Regions from separate parts of the Homo sapiens genome. Here region 1 is linked to region 2. A link is a contact called in ENCODE Hi-C or POLR2A ChIA-PET data. All regions are on one chromosome and are shown on one strand. Each heading gives the region's core, a stretch centred on a gene start or an enhancer-like site at or near the end of the contact. The rest is flanking DNA. Distances are from core to core; before and after follow the strand shown.

Region 1 (5,739 bases), core at 639-3,138, 180 kb after region 2:
ACAAAAATTAGTGGGGCGTGGTGGCGCATGCCTGTTATCCCAGCTACTGGGAAGGCTGAGGAAGGGGGAAGCTGAGGCAGGAGAATCGATTGAACCCAGGAGGTGGAGGTTGCAGTGAGCCAAGATTGTGCCATTGCACTCCAGCCTGGGCGACAGAGCCAGACTTTGCCCCCCCCCCAAAAAAAAAAGTGCAAAGTAGGCTGGGCATGGTGGCTCATGCCTGTAATCCCAGTGCCTTGGGAGGTCCAGGTAGGTGGAGTTCAAGACCACCTTGGGCAATATAGCGCGACCCTTTCTCTACAAAAAATTTAAAAATTAACTAGGCATGGTGGTGTACACCTGTAGTCCTGGCTATCTGGGGTGAGACAGCTTGGGGTTCACTGCAGTCTCAAGCTCCCAGGTTCAAGTGATCCTCCCACCTCAGCTTCCTCAGAAGCTGGAACAACAGGAGCTCACCACTGCGCCCGGCTAATTTTTCAAATTTTCTTTGTAGAGAAGAGGTTTCACTATATGGTGTAGGCTAGAGTGCAGTGGTAGGGTCTTGGCTCACTGCAGCCTTCATCTCCTGGGTTCAAGCGATTCTCCTACCTCAGCCTCCCGAGTAGCTGGGATTACAAGCACGTGTCACCACACCCAGCTAATTTTTGTATTTTTAGTAGAGACGGGGTTTCACCATGTTGGCCAGGCTAGTCTCTCCTGACCTCAGGTGATCTGCCAGCCTTGGCCTCCCAAAGTGCTGGGATTACAGGCATGAGCCACCGCGCCCGCCCCCAGTCTCATATCCCCAATTTTAGTCATCACAAGCCAAGTTCCCCGTTTTGTACTGTTCGAAGTTTCAGTGGGGAGAAGAAAGGAAGCTTAATGTGCCACATAGCTACAAACTGAAGGATACAAGATGAATTTTTATGAAGTGATGGATGGCAGAGTCAAAATCATTTCAGAGGAACTTTCAGTTCGGTACGATTTTACTGAGTAGATACCCTCAGCCTTCTGTAGGGCCCCCGAACGAGCAGTATCCCCTCAAAGAAACTCAATCCTTGGCAGCATGAAGCAAGGTCGGCCACAAAGGCAAAGGGGGCGGCTGCGGTAGAGGAGAGGGAGTGGGTGCTGATTCCCAGCGGGGCAGCCTTCCAAAGGGTGCGCTCTGGAAGAATCTCCCAGGGAGCCGTCTTGGAGGCACTCGGCCCCGCGGAGGGCCGGAGCGAGGGCGCCCAGTGAGGAGCCCAGGCGGAAGGTGGCGGTGCCCCGCTGCCCGCCCCAGATCCACTCGGCTCGGCCCGCACCGGATCTAAAATGGTCAGAACTGGCAGCCGACGCTTCGCGCTCTGGTGATTTTGCACTGACAGCGCGATCTCCGGCTCCTCTCAGGAAACCGGGAGAGCTGGCAAGGCTGGGCTCCTACGGCTGCAGTCCCCGGGCCCGATCGAGGGAACTGAGGCTCGTCAGGCCGGCCCCAAATCGCCCGCCTGTTGCAAGGCCGCCCGCTCCAGCGCGGAGGGTCGCGGCCAGGAAGGCCGCATTCGGACCTGCCGCAGGCAACAGGGCCCGCCCGGGTGCCAGGAGGCCGGCGCGCCAGCAGCCGCGCTGAGGAGGCCTCGCACCCTGGCCCCTGGCCGAGCGCCAGATCCCGGCCCCTACGCGCCCGCGCCCGGGGATCCCGCCGGCCGCGTCCCCGCCACGTCAGGCCGCGGGCTCTCCTCAGGTCGCCGCCCCCGAGCCTCCGGCCCGCGCCCGCCCCCGCGCCCCTCGGACTCCGCGCCGCTAGCTTGTCCCCGGCCCAGCGATGCCTGCTTGCCGCCCGACCCCCGCGTTCGCTGCCGCCCGGCCCGTTCGGCTCACGCCTCGCAGCTGACCTGGTGCCGCCGCCAGCCGAGGCCGCACTCGCAGCTGGAGGGAGGCGGGAGGCGGGAGGCGGGAGGCGCGAGGCGGGAGGCTGGGCGAGAGGAGCCGGCGGGGCGGGGGCCTGGGCCGTCACGTGGGTGCGCCGCGCAGGCGCCGGGCGGGCCAGACGTAGGCCCGGGGGTTCCCGGCCTGGCCGGGTAGCAGCGCGGGGGCGGCCCTGGGGCGGGGAGACAGGGGGCGGCTCCACTCCGGCGCTCTGCGGAGGACAGCAGCGATCGCCAAGGCTCAGTGAGTCCCCGCACTAGCGCGGCACCTGGCACTTGGCGGGGCCGAACCAACGAATGAGCGAATTTGCCGAGAGTCGCCCCGTCTGAATCCATTGACTCTTTCCTTGCCTCGGTCCTACCCTCATTCCTCGACTCACTTCCTCCTGCCCTTCCTCACTATCTCCCTCCCCGCTCATATCCTCCCTCTCCTTTCCTCATTCCCTTCTTCACTCTCTTCTCTCCTCTCTTACTCCCCCCCTCTCATTCCCTCCCTCCTTCACTCTCTCATTCCTTCCCTTCCTATCTTACCCACCATTCCCTTCCTCCCTCACTCATTCACTCCCTCCCTGTCTCCCCCTCTCATCCCCTCCCTCTCTCATTCCCTTTCCCTCCCTCCTTAACTCTCGTTCTCTCCTCCCTCTCTCATTCCTTCCCTCCCTGTCTCATTTCCCCCCTTCTTTCCCTCCCTCCCTCTCCTCTTCTCCCATTGCCTCCCTCCCTCTTTGATTCCCTTCTTTCCTCCTCTCCTCCACTTGTTCCCTTCGTCACGCGCTCATTCCCTCCCTCCCGCGGCCTGCTCCTTCCCCGCTCCCTCCGCGGTCGGTGCCGCTGACCGTAGCGCGCCCCCTGCGGGATATCGGGGAGAATCGCTTAACACCGCCAGAGTGAACAGGTGCTAGTTTGTGTGCCCGTTCCTTTACTGAGATTTTGCAGTAAATCTAATTCCCAGTCTTAAAGCCTGGTCCCAGAGGTCCGTGCGCGGGTCTTGGCATTCATTGTTCTCCACCTCACCTTCGAGCAGGTCCCATCCTCCGAGGCGTATCCGTAATGGCTGCGCCCAGAGCTTGGAGCCACAGAGCCTCCTGATGGGATAAGGTTGGAGTGTCCCACACTGTGGTTTTGAGAGGGACTGTGAAGGGTGGAGAGAGTGGTAGGGGGAGGATGTGGCTGGAGATGGCTCATGGTTAAAAAGAAAGGTGGGGCCGGGCTTGGTGGCTGGCGCCTGTAATCCCAACACTTTGGGAGGCCGAGACGGGCGGATCACGAGGTCAGGAGATGGAAACCATCCTGGCCAACATGGTGAAACCCCATCTCTACCAAAACACACACAAAAAAACTAGCCGGTCGTGGTGGCGCGCACCTGTAGTCCCAGCTACTCGGGAGCCTGAGGCAGGAGAATCGCTTGAACCCGGGAGGCAGAGGTTGCAGTGAGCCGAGATCACGCGCCACTGCACTCCAGCCTGGTGACAGAGCGAGACTCCGTCTCAAAAAAAAAAAAAAAAAAAAAAAAAAAAATTGGTGGAAGGGGAATGTAAAAGGAGGAAAATACACGGAAGAGAATTGCTGTCCTGGCTGAGTCCAGAGAGATAACTGAGGGTCCCAGACAAGGATCAAGAGAACGGGATTGGCCTCCAGAGGCAGAGGTTCCAAATGGGAGTGGGCTTCCTCCTAGAAAGACTTTCTGGAGGAGACCCCCCTACTGTGTAACAGAGGAGGACTTTGGGATTAAGAAAAGCATTCCAGGAAGCCGACAGTGTCAGCAAACGTGGAGGTGAGATCCTTCAAAGTGAGTGGTGTGGAGGTTTCCAGAATTTTCTGAGCCTGAAGGGAAGGTTGGAGAGCAGACCCTGCCCTTTGGAGGCTTGACTTAGCCCTGAGGGCACCCTGTAGCCAGGGTGGGCAGATGCCAATATGGTAGAGACGAAGACTGAGTAGGGAGCCAGCCACAGTGCTGTGGTCTCAGGCAGGGAGTGAAGACCAGAGTGGAGCAGGCTAGAAACCTGGGAAGGAAGCAGGTTCCCCAGTATAAGCCCAGTGATGTGTGAAGAATGAGCCCAGGAGATGGGTGGGGAAGTAGGCCCACCCTGCCTACAGGGGAGCCAGAGCAAGAGCAGGTCTGGGGGAAGATGAGGCCCCCCTTGGCTCCAGGTAGGGGAAGACTGACCTCCAAGGCCCAATGGGACCAGGTGTACGGGTGGACCCAGAGAGGAGAGGAAAAGGAATCCTGGGGCAGCAACAAGAAGGCCACTGTGGTCTGAATGTCGGTACCCCCAAAATTCATATGTTGGAACTGAATCCTCAGTGCGATACTATTATAAAGTAGGGCCTTTGGGAGGGGTTTAGGTCATGAGGGTGAAGTCCTCACCATGGGATCAGTGTATAAAAGAGGTTCGAAGGAGCTCATCCCCCACTTTTGCCAGGTGAGGACACTGTAATAAGCACCATCTTCAAGGCAGAGAATCGGCTGGGCGCAGTGGCTCACGCCTGTAATCCCAGCACTTTGGGAAGCCGAGGTGGGAGGATCATGAGGTCAGGAGATCAAGACCATCCTGGCTAACATGGTGAAACCCCATCTCTACTAAAAATACAAAAAATTAGCCAGGCATGGTGGTGGGCGCCTGTAGTCCCAGCTACTTGGGAGGCTGAGGCAGGAGAATGGCGTGAACCCGGGAGGCAGAGCTTGCAGTGAGCTGAGATCGCGCCACTGCACTCCAGCCTGGGTGACAGAGCAAGACTCCGTCTCAAAAAAAAAAAGCAGAGAACGGACCCCTCACTAGACACTGGGGCTTTTTTCTGAAGGCTACTGTGTCATATAAAATTTATATTAAATAAATTGATATGCTTTTCTCTTGTTAATCTGTCCTTTGTTAGAGGGGTGTCAACCAGGAACCTTGTGATGCGTGAGGAAAAAATATTACCTTTTCCCCCTACTCTTTCTGGCACCCAACAAACAAGTGGGGTGGCAAAGACACCCCACTTGGGACAACTGGCAAAAGGTAAGCATTCTTACCAAGGTTAACTGTCCCATATCACTGCCTGTAGTACTCAGCTGAGAGTGGAAGGTAAAAACTTCTTGTCCCTTCCTTTCCAAATTCAAATTAGCAGAAGAAAACATTGTGTCTGGATTGTGACTCTTGCTTAAATTTGGTTGAGGGGTAACTGTTTGTTATTGATCCTTTCCTCCCAGGCACAGCTACCTCTTTCCTGTTTGTTTTATTTGTGTCCTGAGAGCTTGGCTTTATGACCAGTGAGAATATTCTCCCTGATCTCTGAATAGCCAGTGGGTGCAAGTGACAGCTTGCTTTAGGACAGCTTGCGTTAGGGTTGCAAGTAACAGCTTGCATTATTACAAACTCCTCTGTCCCGGTCAGAAAAAGAGAAAGTTTGGTTTTTGTTTGTTTGTTTGTTTTTTGTTTTGTTTTAATAGTCTTGCTCTTTCGCCCAGGCTGGAGTGCAGTGGCATGGTGGCATGATCTTGGCTCACTGCAACTGCTGCATCCTGGGCTCAACTGATTCTTCTGCCTCAGCCTCCTGAGTAGCTGGGACTACAGGCACACACTACCACGTCCAGGTAATTTTTTTTGTATTTTTAGTAAAGAGGGGGATTCATCATGTTGCGCAGGGTGATTTTTTTTTTTTTTTTTTAATTCTTTTCTGAGACGGAGTCTTGCTCTGTCACCCAGGCTGGAGTGCAATGGCGGGATCTCGGCTCAGCCTCCTGAGTAGCTGGGATTACAGGCACCTGCCACTACGCCAGCTAATTTCTGTATTTTTAGTAGAGACAGGGTTTCACCATGTTAGTCAGGCTGGTCTCGAACTCCTGACCTCGGGTGATCTGCCCACCTCGGCC
Region 2 (5,794 bases), core at 1-2,500:
CATCTCACCAAAAAGACTTACCCAGCCACAAATGTCAGCATGGCTGGGTTGAAAATCCTGGTCTCCAGGAATGCTGAAGACTCTTGGTGAATGCTATGCTGTCACATGTATATATTTTGGGATGTCAAGAACTAGAGCAAAACGTTAACTATTGAACTTTAGTGAAGAGCACAAGCGTATGCACTATACTATCTTTTCAGCTTTTCTAAATGTTTTAACTTCTAAAATAAGAAGTTTGGGAAAAATAACAAAGGTGGAAACTGATGGTGCAGGGGGACCTGCCCTATATAATTTGCAGGAAAGGGCTCCCAAGCCCACCAAGCAGGCCTGGCTCAAGTGGGAAGCTCTTCGGGTTTGGGAGGGCGCCACAGGAGACAGTGCTTAGGAATTTGATGTGCAACTGGAATGAGGCCCTGCGAGGCCTGAGAGGGAACTGACCCTGAAAGACGCTTGCTGCACAACTGTCAACAGACTTCCAACTACTGAGGGGCAATGCTGCTGCAGTCAGCGCCACCACCAGAGTCTGCCTGCAGGCCAATCAGGCACCGAGGCCTAGGGCCATCCTGTCTGGAAGCGCGTGGGGCACAGGGAAGCCCGAACAGGGAGTTTCTGCTAAGAAGGTGGGTGCTGCGCAACTGAAAACAAAACTGGTTGGACCCACTGATCACCAAAAAGGCGCTGTCTCAGTCTCTGCGCCCGTTGATTTTGTCAATCTTAGAGACCTCTTCCGAACACTTCCAAGGAAGGAGCTGATCTGCACAGATACCAAGAGCTGCCCGGAGGCGCCGACCCGGAGGAGGCGGCACCTCATCCCGCTGCCCCCGCGCACCTCGGTGCTCGTTCTGTAGGCGCAGGCGCTGGTTGTACAGGCTCTTTTCGGTGAGGTGCTGGATCTCCAGTAGCCCCTGCACGATTTCGAACACGGTGCCGTCGAGAAGCGCCAGGGCCAGGTCGCTGAGCGTGGTGTAGGACAGGCGCTGCTGGAAAGAGCTGCGGGTAGGGGGGCGCGGTGAGCCCCGGCGGGAAACGAAGCCGCCTCCGCAGGCCTCCGCCCGCCCCGCCTGCGTACCTGGGCAACTCCTTCACCAGGCTCTGTAGCGCCGACAGCAACTGGTAGTGTCGCTCCTGCTGCCGGGCACCGTCCGCCACCTCCTCCAAGGCGGCCGCGTAGCGCTCCATGGCGCGGACGCCCGCTAGCCGCCGGCGGCGGCGACGAGCTCCCCCAGCTTCACGACATCCCGAGCGCGGCGCGTCCCGCCCCTTTTACGATTGTCCCACGCGCGGCGCGCTCCGCCCCCTTTTACGACAGTCCCGAGAGGGCCTGGCCGCCTGCCCCGCCCTGCCCCGCGCCCCGCCGCCTGCTTATTCAGGAGGCGCGCCCCGCTCCTCTGCGGAGACTCCAAGGAGGGTTTTGCTCAGCCCAGGCTCGCACCTGCCTGCTCCCCGCGCGACATTAAAGGCGAGACTCCGCCGTCTGGATATCGCAGGACCACGGAGAATCCCACCGGCCCTTGCTGAGTCATTGCGGGCCGAGGTCCGGGCTCCGCGCCGGCGCGCCTGCGAGGTGGACTGTCCCGGTCACCGGCCTCCCCAGAGGCAGGGGTCTCGGGCCAGAGCCCACAGGACCTGGGTCTAAGGCACCATCCGCGGCCGAGCAGTGGCGCTGGGGTCTGTCTGCGTCCTCCCCGCCCCCGGGGTGAGACAGACAGGACCGCCCTAGAGCCTCTGGGTCAGGACAGTCGGAGCCAGAGTCCCCATCTGGGCCTCCGTGGCCCCCAGCCCGTGAGCCCAGACTGCGCTCTCCCCGCTCCACAGGCCAGCTGCTGGGCCGGGGCTGGGGGGCTTCTGGTGGCTGGGGCTGAACCGTCTAGGAACAGGCTTTAATAGGAGGGGCTCGGGTGGAGGAATGGCTCCTGCAAAGGCCCTGCCAGAGTCAGGTCAGGTGGGTGGGCGAGAGGACCAGTGTGGCCAGGCTGCGGAAGCCAGCACAGGAGACAAGGGCGGGTGCTGTGCATTACAGAGGCTGCTGGGGGCTTGTCCATAGAGCAGCAGGGGGCACGGAAGGGCTTGGGGACGCAGACACGATCAGACTTGCATTTCATCAGGCACTCTTTAGCTGCCTGCTGGGTGGCTGGGCTGTGTGAGATGACCCTGCTTTGACCAGGTTAGGAATTATGACTGGTTTCCAGAGAGAACATTGGTTAGTAATTGGCTATGGGGAAGAGGGGGCGTTGAGCCAACCAACTGGGGTCCCCCTGAAGTGCCAGCAAAGTGTCTGGTTTTCTCCAGGATCTGTTTCCTCAGTCCCTGGCAGGATTGGCTCCCCTGCACGCCATGTCCTTGTGGTCCCTTCCAGACAGAAACCAGGCATGAATAAAGTGAATAATGACAAGCGCTCAGGCCACTGCCGTGGAGGGCGGTCCACAACCCAGAGCTGGTCATGCGCCGGGCACCCTGGCCTCCAGGTCCCTCAGAATGGCAGGAGCTGGAGGTGGGACTCGAGATTGTGGGAGCTGAGTCTGTAGTGAGTGACCAGGAGCCAGCTGGGGCTGGGCTTGGTCACTGTCACCTCCCCCGGAGGTGGTGAGTGGGATGATTAGCTGGGTGAAGACGCCTGCCTGTTTCACCAGTGTCCCTGCCCTCAGTCCCCCAGTCCATGAAGAGTGTCTGTGTGGAGACTGGGAGGATATAGGGCAGCCCCACGTGATGATATGTCTGTGGCCAGCTGGGCAACACTGTCGCCAGCTCCGGGGTCTGCCAGGTGGGGTGGGGGCTGTGAGCCACAGCAGGAGCAGGCCAGGCCTGGGTTTGGACACCTGCTCCTCTGCCTTGTCCGGGTGCTGATGCAGGAAGGCCCCTTCTCCAACCCTTGGTGCAACGTCTGACCTGAACCAGCTTCCCCAGCCCAGCAACACTGCTCCCCTAATGTGGATGTCAACCTAAAGAAACAAACTGAACCACAGTTCATATAGAGAGTTTGTCTGGGCCAAGGCTGAGAGAGCTGCCCAGGACACACCAAGTTGCCCTGGGAGTGCTTCATTCAGCCTTATTACAAGCAAGTTTTTAAAGACTGAAGGGGACAAGGAGTGGGCTGATATGAAGTCAGCAGGAATTCTGACTGCTTTCCAGAGAGAACCCTTAGTGACTGGCTATAAGGTGTTGGACTACTGGGTAAGAGTTATGGTGTCCAGCGTATGGCTTTTTATGCCTACTTGGTGTCAGTCTGGAACCCACAGAGCAATTGGCTTCAAGAGGTCGTTAGCTCAAGTAGGAGTGGGATGTGACTGCTGTTTCATTCCAGTGCCTCTCTGGGCCAGATAATTAAAGGGAGCTCACATTCCTCAGATAAAAAAGTTCCTTTCGCATTAGGAGAAATACGTAATGTAGATGATAGGTTCATGGGCACAGCAAACCACCATGGCACGTGTATACCTATGTAACAAACCTGCACGTTCTGCACATGTACCCCAGAACTTAAAAGAATATATATATGAATATATATATATACTTTATACATATATATATAAACTTCCATTGTGCGCGCGCGCACACACACACACACACACACACACACACAAAGTTCCTTTTCTTTTTCATGGACATGAGCAGTATGTCACTCAGGCATGGGGACTCCTGGGCCACCTCTGGGTCTTCAGGGAGGGCCTGGTCTGGAAGGAGGGGTCTCATCCTCCAGAGCCCCAGGGATGGGTGATATATGTGTAGGAATGGGGGAGCTGGTTCGCAGACGTGCGTTTCCCCTGTGTGTGTGGACACGATGGGCCCCATGGCTCTTCCCGTCGGGTGGTATCCACCGAAGGCCTTTGCTCTGCGGCCACTGTCCACCTCCACTTGGCCTCCCGAGTCCACCAGGCTGGCTGGTGACACCTTGGGTTAGTGTGGGGTGACTGGTGTGTGTTGGGGAGCTGCAGGTCCCCTGTCTCTGACACAGCTGTGTCTGGGCAAACACCAAGGTTTGAAGGAGTGGGTGCCTGTGTGTGTGTGTGTGTGTGTGTGTGTGTGTGTGCGCGCACGTGTGTCAAAAGGCTTTGCTGCATGCCTTTTGTGTGGCTCTTTGTCACATGTGCCTTTCTGTGTTTCTCTGTGAGTTTTCATGTGTCAGGTTGTATGTCTGTTGTGTGGGCGGAGAAACAGCTCTGCTGTGGGGCCCTGAGCCATTGCAGGATCCCCATAGGCCATGCAGAGGTGCACACAGCACCTGACCTAAGCCTGCTCCTCCCAGAACATCAGGCTGCACCCAGGCCACCGCTCACTCCGTCTGTCTCCCGAGACTGTTCCTCACTTCCTGCCTCACTGGCCCTGGTGAGGGTGAGGCTCCCTGCCCCCGGCCCTCAAAACAGAGCTGCAGATGAGGACGCCACCCAGCTGCAGTGTCAAGGGGCTCCTCCACAGTGGGTGTCCCGCAACGCATGCTCTCTGACCCCTTTTGTTTCAGTGTTGTCCTTTTTAGTGTGTGGCACCAGGACAGCAGGGAGCTGCCACCTCAGGCTTCTCTTATTTTCACTCTGTGAGTAATAAGGTCTGAATGAGAGGGGCTCATTGTGTCTTTACTGTCAAATCAGTCAGGCCTTGGCCTTGGCATGTCTTGCGTGTGCTTGACAAATGTATTGCTCATGGGGTCTGGTGGAGGCACAGCACCCTTTTAGAAGACAGGGTCTGTGCGGACCAGTTACGGGTGACATTTCCTAGGCACAGCTCTTGCCTAAGTGGTGTGGGATGGGAGGAGGGCGGGGCTTCCCACTGTCCCACCAGCAAAATGGGCTGTGTGGCCAGCTCCTCAGGACCCGAGAGCATTTGCTCCAGGTTGATAAAATGTTGCGGTGTTGGGTGGCAAGAGTAGGATTGAAACCAGCCACCCAGTTGGTGCTTTGTTACCATCAGAAGTGTTTGCTGAGTCAAAGCAAATGGCCACTCAAAACTGAGTGGGCTGAGTGTGGTGACTCACACCTGTAATCCCAGCACTTTGGGAGGCCAAGATGGGCAGATGGCTTGAGGCCAGGAGTTCAAGACCAGCCTGGGCAACAGGGTGAGAGCCTGTCTCTACAAAAAGTTTAAAAAATTCGCTGGCATAGTGGCATGTGCCTGAAGTCCCAGCTACTTGCCACTTGGGAGACTGAGGTGGGATCACTTGAGCCCAGGAGGTCCAGGCTGCAGTGAGCTGAGATCACACCACTGTACTGCAGCCTGGGCAACAGAACAAGAATCAAATAATAAATAAGTAAGTAAGTGAGTAAATCCATCCATCCACCCCAGAGTGAGTCAGCTGGGGCTGCTGCATTGCTCCTCCCTCACCCACAGGATTCCCTGGTTCCAGCCAGGAGACGATGGTCAACAGCCACTGCTGTAGTGGTGCCTAGTTAAAACTCTTTGGTTTCTGTCTCTGTAAAAAAAAGTGTCTAATTGCATTTGGGCAAAAAACTTGCAGTGAAGAGAGAAAAAGAGATGAAAGCAACCTGTGAGGGAGGCTCGGGTTGACGTGCGGCATGTGCTGTTTGAGTGTGATGAGTGTGTCGGTTTGCACTGTAGATGCTCAGGAAGTGAGGATATGTGGAGTGCTGACTGTATACATGATGCCTCCACTGGCTGGCTGAGTAGAGTTTCATGAAACAATGTTGGTGGACTCAGCCCTGAATCCCTCAGGCATTCAGAGAGCAACCTCTGTCTTTTTTTTTTTTTTTTTTTTTTTTGAGATGGAGGCTCGCTCTGTTGCCCAGGCTGGAGTGCAGTGGTGCAATCTCGGCTCGCTGCAACCTCTGCCTTCCGGGTTCAAATGTCC

What was found. Hi-C counts contacts between places; a loop is a spot of excess contacts on that map. ChIA-PET counts read pairs that join two places held with the same protein, here RNA polymerase II (POLR2A). Pooled maps may share reads with other maps.
Region 1: a loop to region 2 is called in a map of endothelial cell of umbilical vein, with 5 times the contacts of the local background. The contact joins the promoter of KLHL22 here to the promoter of DGCR6L in region 2. A Hi-C loop is called at or near these places in 7 of 168 maps with a recorded cell type or tissue (CD8-positive, alpha-beta T cell, K562, dorsolateral prefrontal cortex and 3 more), 6 of 37 single-sample maps with no recorded cell type and 18 of 50 pooled maps. POLR2A ChIA-PET finds 5 or more read pairs at or near these places in 6 of 52 experiments (Caco-2, K562, activated CD4-positive, alpha-beta T cell and 2 more).

The regions. Positions count from the first base shown.
Region 1 is chr22:20,493,907-20,499,645 of GRCh38, forward strand. KLHL22 (kelch like family member 22) reads right to left here and starts at 1,889. Exons shown (of 7, transcript NM_032775.4): 1 at 1,854-1,889. LOC101928824 (a long non-coding RNA gene) reads left to right here and starts at 2,007. Exons shown (of 4, transcript XR_007068011.1): 1 at 2,007-2,781; 2 at 4,761-4,885; 3 at 5,335-5,460. RefSeq lists a silencer at 1,549-2,208 and an enhancer at 2,403-3,055.
Region 2 is chr22:20,318,810-20,324,603 of GRCh38, forward strand. DGCR6L (DiGeorge syndrome critical region gene 6 like) reads right to left here and starts at 1,251. Exons shown (of 5, transcript NM_033257.4): 1 at 1,070-1,251; 2 at 830-990. The coding sequence starts at 1,179. RefSeq lists silencers at 597-891, 928-1,157, 1,288-1,417, 1,608-1,657 and an enhancer at 1,537-2,324.